2 separate regions of the Mus musculus genome follow, and region 2 is linked to region 1. A link is a contact called in ENCODE Hi-C data. All regions are on one chromosome and are shown on one strand. Each heading gives the region's core, a stretch centred on a gene start or an enhancer-like site at or near the end of the contact. The rest is flanking DNA. Distances are from core to core; before and after follow the strand shown.

Region 1 (3,750 bases), core at 1,160-3,659:
CCAACTGCAATCAGGCTAAGAACTCTGAAAGCCTGCTTTCCAGCCATGGACTTCCTCCAAAAAGTCTCCACATCCTAAAACTTCCCTAACTTCCCCAACTTGCCACAACTAGGTACCAAGTGTCTAACTACATGAGCCAGTAGGAAACATTTCTCTTTCAAAGGACAACAGAAAGGTGGGCAGAGGGAATTACAGTGAGCAGTGTTTGTATCACTGATCCTCATGATACTGGCCCCATGGCTGGTGAATCTAATGCCTGTCTGCTCTTATACTGTTGGTTGGGCTATTTTTATGTGGACTGCTTACACCTGGTTACTTTGTATCTTTCCATCAATTTACAGCTTGACTCTCACATTTAAAAAAACAAAAACAAAAACAAAAACAAAACAAAAAAAAAAACAGCTCTAAAATACTGGAAGTTCTCTTCAAGGTAAAACTATATAGGTTTCTCCAGTCTTGCTCCTTCCCAGTGATCATATTATTTCTATGTCTCACAGCATGTTGAATTAAATTTCTGATTGCCTTCTCTCTATCCTTTATTGATGCCAATGGTTACCACTGTGCTAAGCACACAGTAACTGTTCGATAACATTTATTAAAATTATCATTACCCATCAAAATCATCAGTTGGATGTTTGAATTATGCTTTCTTCATTCTTCCTAAGAACTTTGGCGAATAGTAGTCATATATCCACATGCTTTTCATTTTTCACATGACAAAGTATTTAAAAACACTAAAGTGTATTATAATGGGTCTCTGTTAGCCATAATTCAGATATAAAATCATTATATATGTATGTGTGATAATATCTATCTGTAGATAGGTAGGTAGACAGATAGACATAGACCAACCTATCATAGATAAAGTACATAGATAGCTAGAAACTTAAAAGATACAAGATTTTACGCAAGTGGAAAGCCAGTAGAGGTTCTTTCCCACAACTAGTAGACCTGTCGCCAATTAGGACTATTGATTTGCACCTAGCCAGAGAAGCACATTTAAGTTTCTAGGACCTTAAGTGTTCATGAACTTTCCCAACAGTAAAGTCACGTCCAGGAGTCCTTAAGTCGTATCAAATATTAAACAGTGAGGGGAAAACATCATGTTTTATATACTAAAAACCACCTGTATCCTCCCCCTCAATAATTGTGGTTAATCTTTTCGTCTTGCTGGGATTCAGAATCATCATGGAAGTAAACTTCCGGGTATGTATATGAGGGCGTTTCTGACCTGATTAATTGAGGCGAAAAGACTTCGCCTAACTATGAGCACTGCTATTCCGACATCCAGCAGGTTCAAGGCTGAATTAGAGAGAGAGAGAGAGAGAGAGAGAGAGAGAGAGAGAGATGCCTTCGTTTCCTGTCTCTGCTTCCTGACTGGGTGCAATGGGGACAGCTGGTTAAAAGGTCTTGCCTCCGTGACTTCCTTGCTATGAGGAACTGTACCATTGAACTTTGAGCCAAAATAAATCTTGTCTTCTTCAAATTGCTTTGCTAACGTGTCTTATGGCGCCAGGGGAAAAGTGATCGGATAGTCAACACGTGAAAGGACGGACCTGTCCAGGAAGACAATTCTGGCCATTTATGACATAATTAAAACGAAAAGTAGAATGTATCTTTCCATATTAGTTGGTAATAGCATATGTGAATGTTAATATTAGATTTGAAAATATCTTGGATAAACCATGCGGTCCTGGACAAACTTCATTCCTGACGAGCCCGTGAAATAATTTACTGCCAACAGCATCGGGCTGGCATTGCATTTAATGACTGCAAGGATATTTGCAAAGCAACGAACAGGTACACCAGAGGTGGGGTCTCCGGTAGGACTGCCCCACTGTGGAATGCTAAGGGGACTTCGGAGGGCTTAGGAGAAGTCTATCTAGAATCTTGATTTCGACCAAAGACGCATAAACCTTAAAAAAGAGGCTGAACAACAAAACGAAACAAAAAACAAAAACAAACAAACAAAAAAACCGGAAGTTTGAATTCCCCGCCTGCCTGGCAACGCAACCCACCTCGGAATCTTAATTGGTTTTATCCTCTTTATGCCTTCCAAGCTCTGGACAGTCCAGAACTGCAGTTCCCACAATACAACGCGGTGAGGCGGGGCTACAGGGACTTTTTTTTTTTTTTTTTTTTTTTTTTTTTAACCGCGAGTAAGCTCGCAGCGTTTTGGGTTTGATGAATGACAAACTCTGGCCTTTCCCAGACGCTGCTCCCACAACAAAGCCTGGTTTGTTGGGCCTTCGTGCGTGGGGAGGCCGAGTCTTCCCTCACTGGCCTGAGTAAAATCCGCCCCGCGGCCTCATGGTAGATGGAGTCATTGCTGTGGTGGAAATCGTAGTTCCTCCGGCTAATTCGGAGCCGACGGACTACATTTCCCAGGAGGCTGCGCGACAGCCGGCGACTAGGGGGCGGTGCCTCCCATCGGTACAGTCATCCTTCTGCCTGTTCGGCGGGACTGATGGCCGGAGAGATGACGATCTTAGGTCAGTATCTCAGGGGTCCCTGCAACTATGGAAGTCGACGGGGAAGTTCGACGAGGTCTGGGTGGGCAAGGGTTGGTTGTCTCACTCTCTGAATCACAGGTCACGCAGCCGAAGGGAGCCTGAAAAGGGGGCTAAGGCTGTTTGGAGCTGGTGGGGGCGGGGCGTCTGGAGTCGGGGGTCTGACTTGCCGGAGGCCTCTTGGGGTCGTGCCACCAGCCACAGGTCTGAGAGACGAGGGCCTAGGAATGCTAACGACCTCGGTCTTGAATGGGTAGCCGAAATCGGTTCTCTGTGCGAGAACCCACTGTGAATAAGAAGGGGATCTCGAGATTGAAGACTCTTGGCTTCACTCGGGATGCGGAATTGGGAGGGATTCAAGTCCCTGTGCATTCTTAGATGGATTCTCTTTTGAACATACCGATTGGGAATCAACATTCCCTTGCCAAACGCTGAGATGCTTTTGAGATTTGTCTGTAGGTGGGAAGAGACAAGTGGATAGGTTCTTGGTCTGCTATGATGTGCCAGGCGTTGATTTGAAGGAGCTAGCAATTACCAACAGCACTACCGAGTGACATTATGGGTTTGAGTGGGGACAGGTGTATTACGCAGACTAGTGAAACCAAATCAGATATTAATTCTAAACTCAAAGTGATGTTCTTATTCGCTTTTGTGTACAATATGCCTGATGTTTCTATATGATCTTTTCCCTTAAATATTTGCTGAGCCTCTGCTCTTCATGGGCCGTACTATTCAATGGTGACTAGAACTTGCCTTCGGGAAGTTTACATATTGTTGCTATCAGGGTTAGCACTTGCATACTTCTTCCCTAATATCTATTTTGAAAAGTATATCCTTAATGAATGCTTATATATGCAAAATCTCTTCTGGACTCTATGAGGTAACAGTAGTGCCTAAGCAGTTTTCAGATCAACATATCCAACTTACGTATTTTATCCTTTTGAATGGGTAAAGACGATAACCAAACAGGTTAGACTTACATACCAAAGCTGTCTCTGTGGGAATTTCATAATGGCATTTCATTTTAGTAATAACAGGTAAAAACTGTTTATGAAGCTATCAATCTAAATAGCAATAATCCAAGAAAACTGGATTGTATTTAGCTTTAGTTTCACATTTGTGATATTTTCATTCAACAACAGCATAATGGTTATTTAAATATCTTTACATTTTATTCCTTTATTATCATGTAACGGATTATACAAAAATACATTTGTGAGGGCTTTTGGTTTTTGAGGGT
Region 2 (3,689 bases), core at 738-3,237, 140 kb before region 1:
TGTGTTTCCAGTGACTGGCATGGAGGTTTAAGTTAGGGGTTTACGGCAATTTGGAAGAGCGTTAATATCAAATGTTGCATAACTGCATTTCAGCTGAACACACACACAAAATGTTAGTACCAGCAATTTGAATATTCACTGTTTTAGTTGTCATTATAAAAATGTAAACTATAAAAAATTCTCCAAATATAACTTTGATATTTAATATTCATTCATTATCTACAGATAATTTTTGGTGTAAACTATTCTGAAGTGATGGTGCATAAGGGCGGCCCATATTGGCATTAGCTTTGATTCTCAGTGAAACGATCATTTAGGAACTATCACCATTATCCTCCTCACTGAACTGATCAAATTCCACTCCTGAATTAAACTCCCATCCGTTTCACAAAGAGATGGAAGAGTACAAGGAGCACTGATGTCTCAGATAAGAAAATATCTTTTCATGGCTCTTAATTTCTTAGGCGACGGAATAGTTTATTCCCTTGGGTTAACTGAGAACCACCCAGAAAATTTACAGAAAGTCACACTGCTAGGGAATTACCGAGCCTTAGGTTTTCAGGTTGTCTGGTGTTATTCCCCTGTCATTGTTCTGAAAATACTAACCTCTTACTTCTCAAAATTACCCTCCTGCCACTGCAGCTGTTTATTAACTCCAATCCTCTTAAGTGGTTTACCCAATTCTATTGTAGTGCATAAAATACCATTTTGTTCTTGCTAGTTAAGAGGTTTATTGCATAGAAATTGAGTACCCACTACGTTCAATAGCACAGAGTGGGTATTCAATTTAGTATTTAAGCGAATTAGTGAATTTCAGCTGGGACTCCAGGACGAAGGCAGAGAGGTGGGAGGGACAACTGAGAAAAGAGGGCCAGAGCATGATTCTTAGAGAAGCACTTCCTAAAAATATGGTGCTACTGTTTTTAATCTGAGGAGTTTATGAGCAGAAAGTACAAGTTTTCTTGAAGCAGGCCATTTAACCAGAGCCTGCATTTGAAACAATCTGCACAAGCTCATCTGATAAGGGCTTCATTTTTCAAGGAAGTCTGAGCAACCTTCTCTTTTATCTGGATCTCTGGATCTGGCTTTCAGCAAAACCTTTAAGACATATTGGGGCTATTCCAGGCCCACTTAGTAGACACTGGATGCCTTGTCTGGAGAGAGGACTGAGCAGTCGGTAGCATCACCCACCAACCAGGCATTACCAGGGTACAGAGTACGTATACTATGTAGCAGGAAGTGGTTCTTTTATTAATCAGGGGGTTTTAACAATGATATGCTTGCTTTTTCAATGTCACCAATGCCCACTCATCAATATCTGGAGCTAGAATCCTATTACAGTTAGGTACTTTTAATCTATACCCTATTACGGTAGCTTTAGGGAGGATTAATATTATTTAACTTCAAATTGATCGTCATGTAGAAATATACAATTATGTATTGAGAAAGATACAGACATATGTCACATTTAAAAAGTGGGCAATGAAATTGAAAGGTAGGTTCCCTGGAAAATTTGGAAGGAGAAAAATGAAAAGGTGGAAATGATGTAAGTGTATTATATAACCTCAAATAATAAAATATTATAAAAATATAAAATGGAATTCTTTAAATAGTCTCAAACTTTTAAAAATCCACAATATTCTGTTTGATTTCATTTAAAAGGTTCAGATATTTTCCTCTTGTGCCATCTTTTTTAATGTGTTAAATTCTTTTACATAAACTGAGAAAATAAGTTTTGTTTTCCAAACCATTACACCCTTAGTAATTACCGTAGCCATGTCAAAGGTGTGAGCTAAGAATTATATCATAGAATACAGCACCGAGAATACAGTACAGAGTTACCAAATAATTACGGTAAGGAAGGAAAGGAAAAAAAAAAAAAAAAAAAAAAGAAACCTTCAACCAAGCAGACACTGAAGTCACATCCTGACCAGAGGAGGAAGTGTCACATCAGACACTTCCTCAGTGCTATCAGATGCTGGGTATCACGGAGAGCACCCGTGCCTGCTCTCAGTTGTCTCTGTAACAGCAGCAACTGTGCTCACTAGAGGTGGCCAGAATTCAAAATGCTAAAGAGGAAGCCATCCAATGCCTCAGACAAGGAGAAACACCAAAAACCGAAGGTAAGTTTATTTTCTTACAGAGTAAAACTAACCAAATACTGTACTAGAAAGCAACACTTACTTGCAAATGTATAACACAGACACACCAGACACACACACACACACACACACACACACACACACATACCATTTACACATACGCACATATACGTGTATACACACACATACACAAACTCATTCAAGCACACAACACATTCAAACAAACCACACAGTGACATACATCTCTCTCTCTCTCTCTCTCTCTCTCTCTCTCTCTCTCTCACACACACACACACACACACACACACACACACACACACACACACAAGCATACATGCACACTCACAGCCTACATCATCACCCTACTACTTACATGACATTTTATCTGTCACTTCTAAATTAATTTAAGTAGAGGACTAAGTGCATCAAAATACATATGGAAGAATTTGCATACTGATGAGCAATTATGGTCTTCACAATTGTGTATTAGATTCAACCCTTTATGTTGTTAGCTAAGATTGGGTTAGGATAATTTTATGGAACTCTGTTTGGTGGCCTCCACTTAACCATTAATATCATGAATTCTCTGCCTATTTTTCATTCCTTGGTTGTTCAATATCTTACCAGTGTTCTGAAGGAATTATTTTATCTGTTAAATTGTAGATATTTAAAATACATAACAGTAAGAAGACTAAAATGGAGAAATTTTAGGTTAGTTTTTTAAAATTCTTTTTGTAATTTGAATGTTCAGCTATGATATCTTGTAGTAGACATGCATTTTCACATTGTCATTAGAGAGAATTGTGCCCTATTTTGAGAAGACACAAAATTTATAAATTAGTAAATTTGATAAGCCAGTCTTATGTAGTATGTTCTTTTATTCTTTCTCTTGATAACAATTGGCATTAAAAATAATATAGGAAAAGCCAAGTTTACATTCTTATAGAACTTTAAACGTCATTTACTAGTAACATTAATTTCTTTAGTATGAAGTTGTGATGTCAGAAAATTTCTGTCCTGTTTATACATTCCTAACGTTTCTCAAATAAATTCAATCTTTTTGTTGGTGAGATAAATACTAGTGGATTCTTTGTTTTTAAGGAGTTTACACTTTGTCATCAGCTTTTATTTCTCATTGGGAGAGAGACAGTTTGGGGACTGATTTTCCTTCTGAACTGAGTAGGCACAGGACAGTCTTCAACGGTTTAAAACCTTTGGCAAAAGATCTGAAGTAAACTGAGAATTCATTATTTCCAAGTACAGGAAACTAAAACTAGATGATTTTCAACATTATTGTTTCTAATGCAAAAAAAGTCAACAAAGGTTAAACAAGCATCTTAGAAACACATAGTACAAAAATATATTGCACTTTCTGTTTTTTCATTACTAAAATAAAAATTCACAGCAACACATCCCAAAATATCCAAGAAAGGTTTTTCAAAGAATCATTTTTTATTTCTTCATATGATTATATTTGTTGTGAGCTGAGCTCTATCTCAAGTCTCATATGATTGTTTTTTATGTAAAATAGCACTGATTAAATAAAAATATTCAGTTGATCATATTTTGGGAATATTACAAAAATTG

Evidence for each region. Hi-C counts contacts between places; a loop is a spot of excess contacts on that map.
Region 2: a loop to region 1 is called in a map of CH12.LX, with 3 times the contacts of the local background. The contact joins the promoter of Samsn1 here to the promoter of Hspa13 in region 1. A Hi-C loop is called at or near these places in 2 of 37 maps with a recorded cell type or tissue (CH12.LX and T-helper 17 cell).

Annotation. Positions count from the first base shown.
Region 1 is chr16:75,765,477-75,769,226 of GRCm38, reverse strand. It overlaps Hspa13 (heat shock protein 70 family, member 13), which reads left to right and starts at 2,409. Exons shown (of 5, transcript NM_030201.3): 1 at 2,409-2,492. The coding sequence starts at 2,468.
Region 2 is chr16:75,907,564-75,911,252 of GRCm38, reverse strand. Samsn1 (SAM domain, SH3 domain and nuclear localization signals, 1) reads left to right here and starts at 1,987. Exons shown (of 8, transcript NM_023380.2): 1 at 1,987-2,123. The coding sequence starts at 2,067.